2 separate regions of the Homo sapiens genome follow, and region 2 is linked to region 1. Evidence: chromatin contacts called from ENCODE Hi-C or POLR2A ChIA-PET data. All regions are on one chromosome and are shown on one strand. Each heading gives the region's core, a stretch centred on a gene start or an enhancer-like site at or near the end of the contact. The rest is flanking DNA. Distances are from core to core; before and after follow the strand shown. Region 1 overlaps PDZD4 (PDZ domain containing 4). Region 2 overlaps ABCD1 (ATP binding cassette subfamily D member 1).

Region 1 (3,468 bases), core at 506-3,005:
GAGGAAGGAAGGACTCAGGGATTAGGCCCAGGGCAGGAAATGGAAGGTTTTTATCTCTAGCTTGAACTTCCCGAGGCATGTGGACATCTCCAGTGCCCCACTCCAAATGTCTGGCCCAAGCCCAAGTCAGCTAACTGGGTGGCATGTGACCATTGCTGTTCAATTAAACTAGGAATTTTTCTTTATTTAAAATCATAAGATGACGGCCAGGCACGGTGGCTCAAGCCTGTAGTCCCAGCACTTTGGGAGGCCGAGACAGACGGATCACTTGAGGTCAGGAGTTCGAGACCAGCTTGGCCAACATGGCGAAACCCTATCTCTACGAAAAATACAAAAATTAGCAGGGCGTGGTGGCAGGCACCTGTAATCCCAACTACTTGGGAGGCTGAGGCAGGAGAACCACTGGAACCCAGGAGGTGGAGGTTGCAGTGAGCCCAGATCACACCACTGTACTCCAGCCTGGGCAACAGAGCAAGACTCCGTCTCAAACAAAAAAAGAATCATGAGATGAAGCTGGGCGTGGTGTCTCGCTCCTGTAGCCCCAAGTGGTGGAGGAGGTAGGGGGCAGGCGGTAGGGCTGAGGCAAGAGGATCACCTGAGCATTGGGAGGTCAAGGCTGCAGTGAGCCGTGATTGTGCCACTCCACTCCAGCCTGAGCAACGGACTGAGACCCTGTCTCAAAAATAATAAAAATTTAAAAATAAATAAATAAAAATTTAAAAAGCAAAAGCATGAGATGGAGGAGCTCACCTAGGGAGTGAATGTAGTCAAGAACAGGAGAGGCCCAAGGAGAGTCCTGGGGCACCCTGACACTGAGCCGGTTGGGGAGAGAGACTAGAAAGTCCCGGGAGGGAAGCCGAGGAGCTGCTCAATGCACTGGGTCGGAGCCCGGGAGGGGAGGGCGAAGGTGGGGCCTCTGGATTTGCTAAAAGGTGGGAGGGGGCCGGGTGGGGAAGCTCGACCTGCATCGACACAGCCTTCCGGAGCTTTTTGCAGAGAAGGAGCAGGTTGGGTTTTCAGGAACATCAGAGGGGCGGCTGAATACCGATGGAAGAGCAATTCGCAAGGCCAGGGAAAGTGCTGGCACCGCTTTCCCCGCATGAGGGGGACATGCGGGCAAGGGAGGGGGGACACAGGGACAGGGGAGGGGGCAACACCGGGCAGGCGAGGCAGGCATGACGCGAAGTCGGCCCCACGGGCAGTCGCTGTGGGGCGGCGATCTCCCGCTGGGCAAGGGACTGGCGGGCCTTAGGGGACGCGGGAAGCGGGGCGCCCTAGGCGGAGAGGGCGGAGCCCCAGGCGCGCTCGCCCCGCCCCCTGAGCCCGGAGCCGCAGACAAAGAGCGCGCCGCGACGGCGGCGGGGTGGCTGCGGCTGCGGGAGCAGGGCGGACCACACTCGTCCCGGCGCCGCCACGCTGGTGGCTGTATTGGCAGGACTCCTGCCCGCCCGCCCCGCCAACCCCGTCGGAGGCTGAGCTCTGTTTCCAGGCTCTGCCCCAGGCACCCTCCTGCACCCAGCGGTGGCAGGCGCACAGCCGGGTGGGGCGCGACGCCCTCTTGCTGATCAGGAATCTCTGGGAAGCCGAGAAGAGAGGCCGGAGAGGCTAAGAAAACAGTTGTGGCCTGGGAGACTCGCAATCCCAAGTGCTTGTCACACGGCGCCTGCGACCCCTTTCACTCTCACTGGCAACGCGCGGGATGGGAGGTGAAGCCACATCACTTCCAGGGGCCCCCGTGGCTGCCACGGAGGTGGGGGGGCTGCCACCTTCGGACTCCCCTTACCCCACTGCTGTAGAGTAGGAAACAAGCTGGGGAAGGACAGAGACAGGAAGTTATCCTCTGCCCGGGGCCGAGCTCTGACCTGCCTGCTGGCTCTCAGCTCTGCCGTCTGGAGTATCCAGGACACCTTGGAAGCAGTTGTGACTGTAGCTTCCAGGCCAAGTCAGGCATCGGGGGATCTCCCAACGAGTAGAGCATCAGAGGAGAAAGGAGAAGCCGCAGGCTCACTACATTCACCCACTCAGTGACCCAGCAAAGTCCCCATTCATGTTTCCCCAGCTCGGGATTTTGAAAATTGTCCGCCCACAAGCATGTGGGAACATCTGCAGATTCCCCACACCTGCTCTCGGGGTTTCTACACACACATGTGCAGAAGCATTTGAAAGCAAGATGCCATCAGTCCCATTCTCCGTGGAACCACAACACCCTTAGCACGGAATTCCGCACTCATACAATGGGCCAGCCTCACATCTCCCCAGCTGTCCCGCTAACACCCTTATAGCTTTTTTTAAAAATCTAGGATTTGAGGCTGGGCACAATGGCTCATGCCTGTAATCCCAGCACTTTGGGAGGCTGAGGCGGGCAGATCACAAGGTCAGGAGTTCGAGACCAGCATGGCCAATATGGTGAAACCCCGTCTCTACTAAAAATACAAAAATTAGCCGGGCGTGGTGGCTTGCACCTGTAGTTCCAGCTACTAGGGAGGCTGAGGCAGGAGAATCACTTGAACCCGGGTGGCGGAGGAGGTTGCAGTGAGCCGAGATCGTGCCACTGCACTCCAGCCTGGGCGACAGAGCAAGACTCCATCTCAAAAAAAAAAAAAAAAAAAAAAAAAGCGAGGCGTGGTGGTGCAGCCTATGGTCCCAGCTACTTGGGAGGCTGAGGCAGGAGAATTGATTGAACCCAGGAAGCAGAGGTTGAAGTGAGCTGAGATCACACCATCACACTCCAGCCTGGGTGACACAGAGAGACTCCATCTCAAAAACAAAACAAACAAACAAAAAATCTAGGATTCAATCAAGAAGCACACATATTACATTCGGTTGTTAGGTCTCTAGTTATTATGTCTCCTCTCTAATCTAGAAAAAAATATATATATTTTTTACTTTAATGGGAATGACTTCTTGGAAGAGACCAGTCCTTATAGAATGCGCCAGAGTCTGAATTTGCCTGATTCATTCCCGCGGTGAGATTCAGGCTGAGCGTTTTGACAAGAGCACCTTGCAGGAGATGCTGTATGTCTCCTCCCCAGCCCTGCATCTGGCGGCTGGCAGGGTCAGGCTGCCCCACTGTTGGGGAGGCTGTTTGATCACATGGTCCAGGTGGCAGCTGCCAGATCTCTCCTCTGTAAAGACGCAGTTTCCCTTCCTGATTCACAGGTAATTTGGGGTAATATTTGGAGACTTTGTGAATATTCTGTCCCCAACGACCTTACATCTAATGGTTTTGGCATCCAGTGATGATTTTTGCCTGAATTAATTACTGCATTGGTGGCTGCAAAATGTCTCCACCAACATGTTAGAATTCTAGCAGGGACAAAGAGGTGACAGGCCCGGCAAGTAGCATGGCTGCCCACGCCCCCAACTGTGGCCTCCTGGGCAAGCCACACCACCCGCTTCCATAACTCTGTGCCCACCCTTTCTGCCTGGGGGCAGGAGAGACAGAAACATGGGAGGGCTTCATCTCAA
Region 2 (3,241 bases), core at 1-2,500, 75 kb before region 1:
CCGGCTGGCCCCCGGGTCTGGGTGCTGGTGGAACTGAGCCAAGACCATTGCCCCCGCCTAGGTTGGGAGGCTATGTGTGACTGGAAGGACGTCCTGTCGGGTGGCGAGAAGCAGAGAATCGGCATGGCCCGCATGTTCTACCACAGGTGAGCACTCCGGGCCGGCAGGCTCCCTGGGGTCCCCTGGAAGGGGAAGTAGCAGCTGTGGGGAGGCCTGGGCTCAGTGGAGCCTGAGCCGGGCTGGGGTGTTGGGCCCTGGAGGGTGCACAGACTCTCCTCTCGGCCCGGACCCCCAGGCCCAAGTACGCCCTCCTGGATGAATGCACCAGCGCCGTGAGCATCGACGTGGAAGGCAAGATCTTCCAGGCGGCCAAGGACGCGGGCATTGCCCTGCTCTCCATCACCCACCGGCCCTCCCTGTGGTAGGTGCCCTGTCTCCCTGCCTGGGGTCGGTGGGAGTGGCTGCCTGAGGGGAGGAGGTGGCCTGGCGGGCCCGGCAGCAGCAGGCGGCTGTCATCAGCAGCCCCCGTGCCGTGCCCCTGACCCTGTCCCTCTCCTGGCCAGGAAATACCACACACACTTGCTACAGTTCGATGGGGAGGGCGGCTGGAAGTTCGAGAAGCTGGACTCAGCTGCCCGCCTGAGCCTGACGGAGGAGAAGCAGCGGCTGGAGCAGCAGCTGGCGGGCATTCCCAAGATGCAGCGGCGCCTCCAGGAGCTCTGCCAGATCCTGGGCGAGGCCGTGGCCCCAGCGCATGTGCCGGCACCTAGCCCGCAAGGCCCTGGTGGCCTCCAGGGTGCCTCCACCTGACACAACCGTCCCCGGCCCCTGCCCCGCCCCCAAGCTCGGATCACATGAAGGAGACAGCAGCACCCACCCATGCACGCACCCCGCCCCTGCATGCCTGGCCCCTCCTCCTAGAAAACCCTTCCCGCCCTCGGGAAAGTAGATGTGGAGGGTGGCGCCCTGCGTAACCCTCGCCCTGTCCCTCCCACTCCCTGGGGGCGCTGTTCCACAGTGACTGGGCCCTGTCCAGGGCAGTGAGTCCTCTACTTTGCTCCGTGGAGGAAGCTGGGGTACAAGGGGCCCAGTGCTGGCCACACAGCAGCGCAGCCGAGCCCCAGGAGCCCGTCAGGCCACAGCCCCTGGCACTGCAGGTGGCCTCCCTCCAGAGACTCGAGTCCCCATGATTCCCTCCTCGTCAGTCTCTCAAAGACCCCATGGTCCATCCCCTGAGGGTGGTCAGCCAAGGCTCCCGTTCCGTGGGATGCCATAAAAGCCGCCCAGTGGGACCCACAGTCACACAGAGCGCCTCACCTGCATCCTCTCCCCCACAAGAGCCCCAAAGATCCCACGGGAGAGGGGAGAGGGACGCACAGCACTGCCTGCCAAGCGAGAATGCAGGCCCCGCCCCCTCGGCCCCTCACCACCTCTTTCTACAGCCTAATTTATTGGATTCCCTATTCGTAGCCATCTCCGTGGCCAATGTGACTACCGTGCCAGCAGCGGGGGCGGCCCAGCCTCTGAGTCCCGTGGGGCCCCGGCTCCCACCGGTGCCAAACCCAGCCCCTGCGGCCGTCACCCCGCCAGCCTACACTGCCAGCCGCCACCGGGGCACACGGGCCTCTGCTTGCCAGCCAGGAGTGCGGACACCATGTTCCCAGCTCAGTGCCAAAGAGGGGTCACCAGGGGGAGCTGTCTGCGGAGCCAGCGCCTGCCCGAGAGAGACCCCACCGCCACCGTGTGCCTTTCCCGGGCCCTCAGCCCTCGGGCCGGGCACCACCCCCAGTCCCCCCAGTAAAAGCCTCCACTGGCAAATGCAGTCCTTCCTCCCTGCCTCAGAGCCTGGTGGTGTCTGCTGTGGGTCTCGAGGAGAGATGGAGGAGAGGGAGTGGGTTGCCTGTGGGGGAAAGAGTGAGTTTGGGAAAGGAGTGGGCCTGACCCCCAAGCCCCTCCGAGGGGGAAAGTCACCAGAAGACATGGTCCAGCATGCCCTCCGCCGAGCCTCACGCCAATGCTCTTAGGATTCCTGTGACGGTGGCGGGGCGGAACCTGCAACAACATTGCACAGAAATACTGGCTGAGCCCAAATAGGACTAGGGGAGGGGATCATGCTGGTCCCTGTGGGAGGAGCACGAAGGCAAGAGAAGGGATGTCTAAGCTGCCACACAGGGTGCTGCTGGCCCTTCTAGGGAGAGGCGGCCACTTGTGCAGGGGCCTGGGGGGAACTGGGAGCACAGCGCAGGGTGTTCGTGCTGCATGCAGGGGAAGGGAGGGCAGGGGAAGGGAGGGCTGCGGCCGGCGGGCCTTGGAGGCCACACTACAGAGACAGGACTTAGCCCAGAGGCCACCGAGGAGCTTTCAGCAACAGGGAAGCAGTGTCGAGTACTGCAGGCCACGTGGCTGCATGTGAGGGTGGCTGGTGGGAATAGGGTGCGGCAGCCCATCTGGCCTCAGAGGCACGAGAACTGAGAACAGCTGTGCGGCCATACCTTTATGCATGGATGGCCACAGCCTCCCAAAGGTGGGGCAGCCTGAGTGTTCATCAACAGACAAATGGACAAACAGCCTGTCCATAAGGCACAGTGCCATTCTGCCATAACACGACAGATAGACCTCAAAGAGTTCGTGCTGGGTGAAAGAAGCCAGACACAAATGTCCAGAATAGGCTCATCGGGACAGAAAGCAGACAAGTGGGTGTCAGGGGCTGGGGCAGGGGAAGGAAAATGTGGCGGGGGGAGTCCTTTTTAAAAAATTTTGTATTTATTTTTTATTTTTTAATGAGACAGACAGGGTCTCACCCTGTCACCCAGGCTGGAGTGCAGTGGCGCAGTCATAACTCACTGCAGCCTTGATCTCCCGGGCTCAAGCAATCCCGCCCCAGCCTCCTGAGTAGCTGGAACCACAGGCGTGTGCCACCATACCCTGCTAATTTTGTGATTTTTTTTTTTTGGAGACAGGATCTCACTATGTTGCCCAGGCTGGTCTCAAACTGCTGAACTCAAGCGATCGTCCTGCCTCAGCCTCCCACAGTGCTGGATTACAGGCATGAGCCACCACACCCAGCCTCGGGTTTCTTTTTATTTCGAAGAAAATGTTCTCGAACTATAGAGCATACTAAATGCCACTGAATTATGCACTTTAAAGGGATTGATTGTATATTTTGTGAATATCGCCTCAAAAACAGATGATTGATGGATAAATTGATACATAGATATATAGATATATAGACATGATTGAT

The links. A loop is a pair of places that touch in the nucleus more often than their neighbours do. ChIA-PET counts read pairs that join two places held with the same protein, here RNA polymerase II (POLR2A). Pooled maps may share reads with other maps.
Region 2: a loop to region 1 is called in a pooled map, with 2.0 times the contacts of the local background. The contact joins two enhancer-like sites. A Hi-C loop is called at or near these places in 1 of 37 single-sample maps with no recorded cell type and 1 of 50 pooled maps. POLR2A ChIA-PET finds 5 or more read pairs at or near these places in 2 of 52 experiments (H1 and activated naive CD4-positive, alpha-beta T cell).

The regions. Positions count from the first base shown.
Region 1 is chrX:153,817,760-153,821,227 of GRCh38, forward strand. All of the region lies in intron 1 of PDZD4 (PDZ domain containing 4), which reads right to left. Among named protein-coding and RNA genes, the nearest start is that of PDZD4, 11 kb to the right of the region's middle. RefSeq lists a silencer at 1,286-1,445. Within about 2 kb of position 1,756, at least 3 of the 41 ENCODE cell types and tissues checked have a DNase peak (open chromatin) inside an H3K27ac peak, as active enhancers do.
Region 2 is chrX:153,742,926-153,746,166 of GRCh38, forward strand. It overlaps ABCD1 (ATP binding cassette subfamily D member 1), which reads left to right. Exons shown (of 10, transcript NM_000033.4): 8 at 62-146; 9 at 296-421; 10 at 564-1,830. The coding sequence ends at 810. The region is part of intron 2 of PLXNB3-AS1 (PLXNB3 antisense RNA 1); the gene reads right to left. Among named protein-coding and RNA genes, the nearest start is that of ABCD1, 20 kb to the left of the region's middle. RefSeq lists enhancers at 1-507, 508-1,207. Within about 2 kb of position 1,251, at least 6 of the 41 ENCODE cell types and tissues checked have a DNase peak (open chromatin) inside an H3K27ac peak, as active enhancers do.